Regions from separate parts of the Homo sapiens genome. Here region 1 is linked to region 2. Evidence: read pairs that join two places in POLR2A ChIA-PET (ENCODE). Cell type or tissue: GM12878. All regions are shown on one strand. Links, peaks and the distances in the headings refer to the core of each region. The heading gives the core; the rest is flanking DNA.

What was found. ChIA-PET counts read pairs that join two places held together with the same protein. Peaks named below come from ENCODE experiments on the same cell type or tissue, not always from the same donor. Only the 100,000 strongest peaks of a DNase experiment are listed, where the experiment ranks them.
Region 1: POLR2A ChIA-PET joins it to region 2 with 7 read pairs; 2 of 35 experiments call an interaction of 5 or more read pairs at or near these places.

Annotation. Positions count from the first base shown.
Region 1 is chr7:43,688,344-43,693,727 of GRCh38, reverse strand. All of the region lies in intron 1 of COA1 (cytochrome c oxidase assembly factor 1), which reads left to right. Among named protein-coding and RNA genes, the nearest start is that of COA1, 38 kb to the left of the region's middle. In GM12878, for the core only: no CTCF peak of the experiment used is centred there; no DNase peak of the experiment used is centred there; H3K27ac peaks cover 300 bases.
Region 2 is chr7:43,514,810-43,520,193 of GRCh38, reverse strand. The region is part of intron 24 of HECW1 (HECT, C2 and WW domain containing E3 ubiquitin protein ligase 1); the gene reads right to left. All of the region lies in intron 1 of LUARIS (lncRNA upregulator of antiviral response interferon signaling), which reads left to right. Among named protein-coding and RNA genes, the nearest start is that of LUARIS, 5.0 kb to the left of the region's middle. In GM12878, for the core only: no CTCF peak of the experiment used is centred there; a DNase peak (open chromatin) is centred at 3,073.

The sequences.
Region 1 (5,384 bases), core at 324-5,323, 170 kb before region 2:
TAGTTGAGGGTATATTCGAAGGAGGGAAACTTTGAGTCTTAACGGTGGATCTAGACTCTAAGCTGGGTGAAGGATGGTGAAAAGATGGTAGGATCAGTGGATTATGGAACTTTAAAAATTATGGACTTTAAAAATGTTGGAGTGATGATATTTGAGGAGGGGAATTGAAAAGATAAGGGATGGCAGGAGAGTGGGATGCTAGAAATTGAGATTGTGGAGGGTGTCAGCTATTGGTAATGACAAGTTCTGGGGTATGATTGTGGGAATGAACCGCCGAGGTCAAGTGGAGTACTGGATTATGGGAGGAGAGGATGAGGTCAAGGATGATCTCTACAGATATTAAAATCAGTATGCATTTGACAAGAACAATGTTGGAGAGAGTGTCATAGCCAGGAGCTAAAATCTTTAAGGATTAAGGTTGGGGGTATCCTAATCCTGCCACAAGGTGGATTAGGGATGGGTGCAGTGATGATATAAGACTTGAAGCTGGGATCTTAGGGAGGTAGATGAGATAGTGATTTGGAAATGGCAGTGAGAAACGAGAACACCTGCCCTGTCTCCAGGCCTGCTGGGAAGAGGGATGTAAGAGAGAAGACAGCTGTGGCTGAATAAGGCTGCAGTGGAGAGCCAGGTTTCAGTTGGAAGTGGCTCTCAGCCCTGGTTGTACATTAAAATTGCAGGGGAGGGCTTGTAAACGTACCATTTCCCAGTCCTAGCCCCTGGACATTCTGACTCAGTCTGAGGTGGAGCTTGGACATAGATAATTTATTTTTAAAAAACTCCCAGGTGATTATAATATGCCATTACATTTAAGTCAGGGTTGTATCCCAAGCAGGAACCTTCAGAAAAGAGGTTGAGTAGTTGGGAATGATGGACATGCATTTCTGAGGATATAGGGAAAGGGGTTTGGGAGGGGTGGGGCATCTTTACAAAGTTTATTGGTCCTTTGGATCTTTGGATTTCCTATCTTGTGAATTGCCTAGTCATACTCATGACTCTTTTTTCTGTTGGTAAATGTTTGATTTGTTGTTTATTTTGGTTTGAGCTTTTTATTGAAGTATTACATGAATACTGAAAAATACACATCTGTACATCATGAAATGAGAACATTTCTAATAGCCAGAAGTTGCACTTGTGCCCCTTTCTGTCCACTGTCCTTTCTGCTGGGGAAGGTGGTTTTTTTTTTGTTGTTGTTGTTGTTTTGTTTTTTAAGACAGGGTCTTGCTGTGTTGCCTAGGCTGTAGTGCAGTGACGAGATCATGGCTTGCTGTAGCCTTGACCTCCTGGGCTCAATCGATCTTCCCAGCTCAGCCTCCCAAGTAGCTGAGACCACAGGCGCTGCCATCGTGCCCGGCTAAGATTTGTATTTTTTGTAGATACATGGCTTCACCATGTTGCGTAGGCTGGTCTTGAACTCCTGGTCTTAAGTGATCTGCCTGCCTCGGCCTCTTAGAGTGTTGGGATTACAGGCATGAGCCACTGCGCCTGGCCCAGGAAAGTTTGATTTTTAAAAGGAACTTTTATTAACTTGGTGATTATAAATTTCTCTCAGGATCAAATGTGGGACAGAGGCTAGCAGGCCCATCACAGAGGATCAGATGGTTGGATAATTCCCAGGCTGTGAGATATGGGGGTTATCTCTCTCTGGGTCTTTGTGTGAACCATACTAAGCTGGGGGCCACAGCTGAGGGGAGCTTGAACCAAGTTACAGGGTAACTTCCAGGTCCACTGCTGAGACTGATGTTGGTATGCAGATGAGCCTTTGCTGAGGCACAAGTGGGTGCGATTCCTCCTGGACACCTGGGCAGATGATTTTGGTTGCAGGCTCTGGGCCAAACGGCTGTAGCCAAACCCTTTGGGAATGGGGCTGTTTCTGAGTTTGAACCCGGGAGCACAGTCAGCAGGTCTGCTACCTGAGTGCTGACCTACACTTTCAGAATAGCCTTCCTAGGTCTTGGGCTCTACCTTGGTTTCATAACTGCCTACCTGAATCCTGAGGTTCTCACAGAGAGACTTTTTTCTGTGGATGGATGCAGAATTCTTGTCAGAGGATAGAGCAGGTGTCCTCTTATTCTGCCATCTTGCTGAGGTCTAGTGTAATTTTTTATGTGACTGGGAGGCTTAAATTCACCCAGAGTTTGTCTCCTCAGCAGACTATATGTTAGAGCTACTAGAAGGGTAGAATTCATGATTCTGACTTTCTGCATTTGTTTACTTCTGGACAGGAAAATGTTATATTGATGATAATTTCTTTCTTTCTTTCTTTCTTTCTTTCTTTCTTTCTTTCTTTCTTTCTTTCTTTCTTTTTCTTTCTTCCTTCCTTCCTTCCTTCCTTCCTTCCTTCCTTCCTCCCTCCCTCCCTCCCTCCCTCCCTCCCTCCCTCCCTCTCTCTCTTTCTCTTTCTTTCTTTCTTTCTTTCTTTCTTTCTTTCTTTCTTTCTTTCTTTCTTTCTTTCTTTCTTTTCTTTCTTTCTTTTTTTGAGTCAAGGTCTTGCTTTGTCACCCAGGCTGGAATGCAGTGGCATGATTATCGCTCACTGCAGCCCCAAACTCCTGGCCTCAGGGAGCAATCCTTCCACTGCAGCCTCCAGAGTAGCTGGACTATATATAGGCATGTACTACTGCGCCTGGCCAATTTTCTTTTCTTTTTGTTTTTTTTTTTTTTTTTTTTTTTGTAGTGATGAGGTCTCGCTATATTGCCCAGGCTGGTCTTTAACTCCTGGCCTCAAGTGAGTCTCCTGCCTTAGCTTCCCAAAGAGCTGAGATTACAGGTGTGAGCCACCATCCCTGGCCTGATGATGAATTTCTTGATTCTCTTGTAGGGCCCTCCTTCTTGCACTGTCCATTAATTTTCCAGTTATAGGGAAGAGGATATTCCATATGTTTGTAGATCTGAGAGACATTAGTCTGTGTTAGACCAACTAATTCTTACAGGCAGTGTATCAATGAGTCTTGCTTTTTTCCCCCTTTATTCATTAGGACAATCTCTGCCTTTTAGTCATAGTGTTTAGACAATTTACATTATTTTTTTTTAATTTATTTTTCTATTTCAATAGGTTTTTGGGAACAGGTGCCTTTGCATCCTCATAACTTAGCTCCCACATATGAGTGAGAACATACAATGTTTGGTTTTCCGTTCCTGAGTTACTTCACTTAGAATAATAGTCTTCAGTTCCATCCAGGTTGCTGCGAATGCAATTATTTCATTCATTTTTATGGCTGAGTAGTATTCCATGGTGTATATATGTATGTGTGTATATACATATATGTGTGTGTGTGTATATATGTGTGTGTGTGTATATATATGTGTGTCTGTACATACATATATATGTATATACCACATTTTCTTTATCCACTCGTTGATCGGCATTTGGGCTGGTTCCATAGTTTTGCAATTGCAAATTGTGCTGTTATAATATAAACTATGTTTGTGCAAGTATCTTTTTTGTATAAGGACCTCTTTTCCTCTGGGTAGATACCTAGTAGTGGGATTGTGGATCAAATGGTAGGTTGCTTTTAGTTCTTTAAGGAATCTTCACACTGTTTTTCATAGTGGTTGTACTAATTTACATTCCCACCAACAGTGTAAAAGTGTTCCCTTTTCACTGCATCCACACCAACATCTATTATTATTATTTTATTTTTTGATTATGGCCATTCTTGCAGACAATTTACATTTAATTATCAATATGTTCAGGTTTAAGTCTACCATCTTCATCTTTGTTTTCTATGTGTCCCATCTGTCTTTGTTTCTCTTTTCAGTTTTTAAAAACCTTTTGAATTAGTATTTTTAGTGATTTCATTTTATCTCCATTATTGGTTTATAAGCTGTGCCTTTTGTTTTATTTTTAGTGATTACTCTAGGGTTATATGTCTCTAAGCTTATCATAGTCTACATTTAAGTAATATGCCATTACATTTAAGTAATACACTATTTCATACAAGAACCTTACAACAACATACTTCCATTCTAACCCCCTGTCCCTTGTGCTATTTGTCACATATTTTATTACTATGTGTTATAAACCCCATAATACATTACCAGGTTTGCTTTAGTCATTAACTTTTAAAGAGCTTAAAAATGAGAAAATATGCCTTTTAACATTTATCCACATTTCTCATAGTACAAGTCTGCTTTCAGTGAATTCTCTGAGCTTTTGTTTGTCTGGAAAGTATTTATTTTGCCTTCATTTTTTGAAGGTATTTGTGGCTGGGCGTAGACTTCTGGGTTGACAGTTAAAAAAAAAATTCTAGCCAAACATTCTGCCTGCTGAGAAGTGTTTTTTTGACACAGGGACTGATTTCCTGCCCTGTGAGACCCCTCATTTCTGACCACTGAATGCCAGCAAGATTCTCCACAAACACACACATACCAGATTACAGTCAGTCTCTGCCTTGCCTTAATACATTTACATGGTTGAATGGAGAGTTCCTCCTTTGCTAATACAGCCTATATGAGCCTGAAGGAGAAGGCATGGTGCTTCCCACTCACATGACTCTTTCCATGCTTAAGGCAGTTTGTATTGTTCCTGAGTTTCTGTGCTCAAATGGAATCACTCATTTCTATCTGGGTCAAGGAGCTCAGTTAGGATGCTATTATCCAGGCAAAGGTGATGGTTGTGTGAATATAACTTCTTATTGGGTTGGTTTAGTTAAATTATGATGAACTGAGAAGATTTAAATACGTGGGGTTAGAGAGAAATAACACAGACTGTGAGCCAATCTCAGCTTCCCTTTTCTTCTTTTTTGTGTGATAGAATCGTAATTTGTAGCTGGGCACATTGTTGCTCTGTGAAAAAAAAGATTACATTTTTAAGTTCTTTTTGTAGCAAGATGTAGCCATATCACTATATTAAGATTAGTGAAAGTTGAAGCATTGTGAAAATTCTAGAAAGTATTATTGAAAGGACTGAGCCCTGCTTTACCTCTTTCCTACTGGCTATTATGTACATTTGATGGCAGGAGCTCAAACAGCCATTTTGGGCCTGGAAGTGGAAGGTGCATTTTGAGAATGACAGGTCATTAAGATGGAAAGAGCCCCTGACGTTATGAAACTATACACTGGACTGACTATATCTGGACTATTTTTTTTTTATGAGGATACATTCACTTTCTATCTTGTATAAGCCATTGCTTTTGTCTGTTTTTGTTCTTGTCTTATGTGGCTGCATGCAGCTGAACCTGATCCTGACTAATGAAGAAAGTGTGATAAAGAGGTTTTTAATCCTGGAAGACTGAGCAAATAGTGATACATTTGATAAAGTTATGGAATACAGAAGAAACAAACAGGGGCTTCTGAGGGTACATAATACTTAACTATAAAACAACTATATACTATTAATAATATGGAAAAAATCTCTTCAATGAAAGTTTTTTTATCATAAA
Region 2 (5,384 bases), core at 222-5,221:
ATGCCAGGAGCTCATGTGTAGAACAGTTTGTAGAACCCAGCATCAAGTCCTTAGGTGATAAGAATAGTGCATTGATGAATGCATATCTAAGACATTTGTTTACCACTAATAATTAAGCTAAGACATTTTTACCAAATGGCATCTTGGCTGTAAGAGATTTATTTATTTTTTACCCACAGATGTAATTTTTATATAGACTTTGGCTTCTCCTGGCATGGCTGGCTCCTGTTACCTCGGCTCATCTCCTGTGACACATATTGATAATCTAAAATGTGCCCTTCCATATTTTTTATCTGAATCATATAATCACATACTAATATATTTATATTTACATATCTCTAGCTACATACACACAGGCTTGGGGTTACTATTTTTCAGTTTTTGAATTGCGTTTTTCATGCTTTTCTGCTTTTCTTCTCTCAACAATATCTTGAGGAAATCTTTCTCTATCACCTGGTAAGGTTCTAATTCAGTCTTTTTTATGCCTCATATGACTGTGCAGTGTGGATCTGCTGTAATACATTTAACCATTCCCCTGCCGATGGACATTTGCATTGCTTCTAGGTTTGTGTCTTTACAAACAATGCTGAAATAAACACACCTGGGTGTTTTGTGCGGCAGTCCAGCATAGCTTTTAAAAGTCTGCACTAGGCCAGGCGCGGTGGCTCACGCCTGTAATCCCAGCACTTTGGGAGGCCGAGACGGGCCAATCATGAAGTCAGGAGTTTGAGACCAGCCTGGCCAAAATAGTGAAACCCCGTCTCTACTAAAAATACAAAAATTAGCCGGGTGTGATAGTGGGCGCCTGTAGTCCCAGCTACTCAGGAGGCTGAGGCAGGAGAATCGCTTGAACCAGGAAGGTGGAGGTTGCAGTGAGCCAAGATCGTGCCATTGCACTCCAGCCTGGTGACAGAGCAAGACTCTGTCTAAAAAAAAAAAAAGTCTGCACTCTAGAGTCAGACTGCATGTGATTGCTCCCTACCTCTGTCACTTACTAGCTCTTGTATTGGGCAAGTTTAAACCTCTATGGGTATGAGTTTCCTCATTTGTAAAATAGAGGATTATACTAGGTTATGTAATTCATGTTGAGCCTTTGCAAAAATACCTGGCCCATAATAAGGGCTCAATAAATATTACCTGTTATTACAAAAGTACTGAATATTAGTGCTTTTGTTTCTATGAGATAACTTTATGGGCTAAAGGGTATAGGGGTTTTAAAAATTTTAGTTTATATTGTGGATTGCATTCCCCCCTGAAAGGCTATAAAATTGCTTTCATGCATGTTTCTACCAACAATGCATGAAAGCATCCTTTTACTTATGTCCCCTCCAAAAATAAATAACTCTTCAATTTTTGGCAATTTGATCGTTATAAGGTGATATATCATTGTTACCTTAGTTTTCATTTCCTTCACCACTGGAAAAGTTGACATTTTTTAATGGGTTTATCAATCATTTGAATTTGTTCTTCTCTGACCAACTTTTTCATATTCTTTACCAGTTTTCCCAGGGTTGTATCTCCTCTTTTTTTCAAGTTGCAAGAGCTCTTTGAAATTTGTATTACAGATTTTCAACCTCTGATTTTCTTGAGTTGCAAAGATTAATTTTCAAGATCAAAGCTTGTCTTTTGACCTTGTTTATGGTATTTTTGTCAGAAAGTATTTTAACTTTTATATATTCAAATACGTTTTTTTTTTTTGAGATGGTGTCTCACTCTGTTGCCCAGGCTGGAGTGCAGTGGCGCAATCCAGGCCCACTGCAACCTTTGCTACCTGGGTTCAAGCAATTCTCCTGCCTCAGCCTCCTGAGTAGCTGGGATTACAGGCATGTGCCACTAGGCCTGGTTAATTTTTGTATTTTTTAGTAGAGATGGGGTTTCACCATGTTGGCCAGGATGGTCTCAAACTCCTGACCTCAAGTGATCCACCCGCCTTGGCCTCCTAAAGTGTTGGAATTAGAGGTGTGAGCCACTGTGCCCGGCCTTTCTTTTCTTTTATAGATTCTAGTTGTTGATTAAAAAGATTGTCTCTAAAAAGGTCTCTACCACTCAAGGTTTCTTGAGTTCATTTTATGTTCTCAATAATTTTTATGTTCTAGCATATGCATAAATTCACCTAGATTTTCCTGAAGAAATTTCATTCCTTTTTTTCACGTATTTTCAAAGTAGAGAGGAATCTAACATAATTTTCTTTTGGTTGCATACCCAGTTACAGTACTGGCATCATTAACTAAATAGTTAATTCTTTTCCTACTGGAAGTTTCTCACACATTCTGAAGAAAGCTGGGTTCAGAAATAGGACAGGCAGAATCCCAACCAATCCCGTACATTCTATGGTGACTTCTCATCTAACTTTTGCTCCACATCTTCTTTGAGAATTGATAGGGAGGCTACTGAGATTCAGCCAGAGATGGGGTCAGCAAAGCTCTTGTAGGTGTTCGTGAAAGAACCCAGGGGCTGTTGTTAGGGGTAGGGCTGGGGCTGGGGCTTACCTGATCTTAAACTCAGATCAAAAGTCCACACTGAGCTCTTTTGTCAGGAGGGCCCTGGGAGGTTGAAGGGCCATGAGACACCCAGTGGGATCTCATAATGTTGTGGTTTCTACCTACTAATTCAAGACTCTGCAGATGTAGCAAGGGATATTTAAAATGTGTTATCCGGGACTTCTTAAGTTCCATAAAACTCTACAATTACACTTAATACCCACTTACCCACTTGGCCAAACTCTAAACATGCACAAAAGAGCTTCCCTCCTCCCCCACTTCCCCTTGCTAAAGACCTGAAAACAGAAGATTTTTACCACCCAGGTAGTATCTGCTTGGGAAGGGAGAGAGGTCGGGGCTGGGGCAGAAGGGGGCAGGGGAGTCTGTTTATTTTGCAGTTAGCAAAGGGCCTTGGGATCCTCTTGGAAATTTTGGTTTGAGAGGTGGTAAAATGTCTGATTGTGACAACTGTAAGGTTAGATTCGTCACCACCACAGACATAAATGAGCTCACAGACATTTTGGTGGCTGCAGAGAAACTGATTAACAGCATCAAATCTGAAATCTGGCCCTGAAAATCCTTCTCACACTGACAATTATGTAAAGAGTGACTCATAACGTAGTCGTTTCTTAAAATGATACATGTTAGCACAAGCATAGGCCACATAACCACATTTCAGTTAATGACAGACCACATATACAACGGCGGTCTCAAAAGATTATAACGGAGCTGCCCTATACAGGTGTACCATTTCTTATCTTCTATACAATAATTTTACTGTACTTTTTCTATGTTTAGCTATGTTGAGATACACAAATACTTGCTATTGTGTTACAGTTGCCTAAGGTATTCAGTACAGTAACATGTTGTGCAGGTTTGTTGCCCAGGAGCAATAGGCTATAGCATAGAGCATAGGTGTGAGGTAGGCTCTGCCATCTAGGTTTGTGTAATTCCACTCTATGATGTTCACGCAATGATAAAATTGCTTAGTGATGCATTTCTCAGAGGTATCCCTGTCGTTAACTGACACATGACTGTACTTAAGACAAAGAAAATGTGTCTGAGGCGCTGGTATTCTTCCTAGGAATAGAGAAGGAACTCACCTATTTCAGTTGTTCAGACTTTTAGGGCATCTCAGATTTGCTCCAGGAAAAGTGACATTCAGAATGATTGGGACAAAAAGAATTTCCAGTGGTGATTTCAGAGAGAATAGTTGGTAGGAGCTTAAATGACACTCAACAATGAGTGAGAGGCTCCAAATTTACTTATTTATTTTTACTGTTTTTATTTATTTTATTTTAGTTTAAATATTCTGAACTAAAAATTGAAATGAGATAAAAATTCTCATTAACCAAGAAGTTTTACCTGAGAAGTATTCCATCCGTCCATCCATCCTTCCACTCAACCATCCGTCTATCTGTCCAGCCTGTCTTCTTCCCTCCCTCCTTTCTTTTTTTCCTTCCTTCCTTCCACACATATTTACTGAGCGCCAAGTATGTGACTAGGAAAGCTACAGCCAAGACTCTGGTCTCACTGGGCTTACATTTTCGGGAAGAAACGACAACGAATTATAAACATATTAATACTTTTTATAGTGATAAATTCAGTCAATATATTAAAGTAAGATGTTAAGTTGGAAAATTATAAATGGATGCACTATTTTAAATTGAGTGCTCAGGAAAGACCCTTAGAGAAGGGAATGTTTGAACTTAAATGTGAATCTTTCCTATATAAACATAATAGTTTGAAACTATATGCATTTGCAATATTCATGCATTGTATTAGACATAAAAATAAATTTGGACCTTTCACAATTCATTTATAGTTTTGTTTTTTATGCCTCCATTCAAAATATGCGAGCATTTTAACTTGGTAGTTTCTTATATATAATTTTGCAGCAAGTAAGTGAAGAGTTTCCAATGACACAAAGTTTTGGTAAATATTAAAAATGTTGAAATAACATATCTCACAGCATCTGGGAGTGTGCTACTATAATCTGGCTAATTCAGATTATAAAGAAGTATCATTTAAAATAGAGGGTACTACATAAAGAAGGAATGGTAGGTTGATTTTTAAAAAGGTGTCTTTGCACTGATAAGTATTTGGTAGAATTTTAGGTGCTCACCAGTGTCATTTCAAGCTATTTAGCCTGTCATATACTTAACTTCCCACCATTTATAATCTATCACCAAGTTTTGTTCATTCATTTGTTCATGCTCCTTCTGAAAAATCTTTCCATTTCTACTGCTTCTGCCCTATTTTGATTCTTTAATATCTCTTCCTACAACTATTTCACTAGCCTCTTAAATGACACCCCTATTGCCCACTCCAGTTCATCTTCCACTTGTAACCAGAGTTGACTTTCTGAGTTTAATAAAGATCTGATCAGGCTCTTCCTTTACTAATGAAATGCCTGGCTCCCTGTCATTGTCATCTTCATGACAAAACCCAAACGCCTGGGAATGCCATCAAATGCTTTTCCCTACCCGACACCAGGATGCCTTTCCAGCCTCTTTCTCTCTTCTGAGGCCACACCAAACTGACATCTGCTGTGAATGCTGGGCCCTCCATCTAGAATTCCCCACTCCTCTTCTCTGCCAGCCAATTATTCTCATTCATTTTTCCAAAGTTCCTTGTACCTCATTATTACAATACAATGTGATAAGCACTATAATAGAGGTATGCACAGCATTGGTCACATTGTATTTTAATTTGACCAATTATATATCTGACTTTGCCTTTGAATGGGGGCTAGATCCTGATGATAGAGCCATGATACCTGGGTTCCTATTCCTACCTGGTCCTCGACTATCTCTGTGGCTTTGTTTATGTCTGCACCTCATTTTCCTCATCTGTAAAAGTAGGATAACTCAGTATGTGGGTTATAATGTTGTAATAATAACA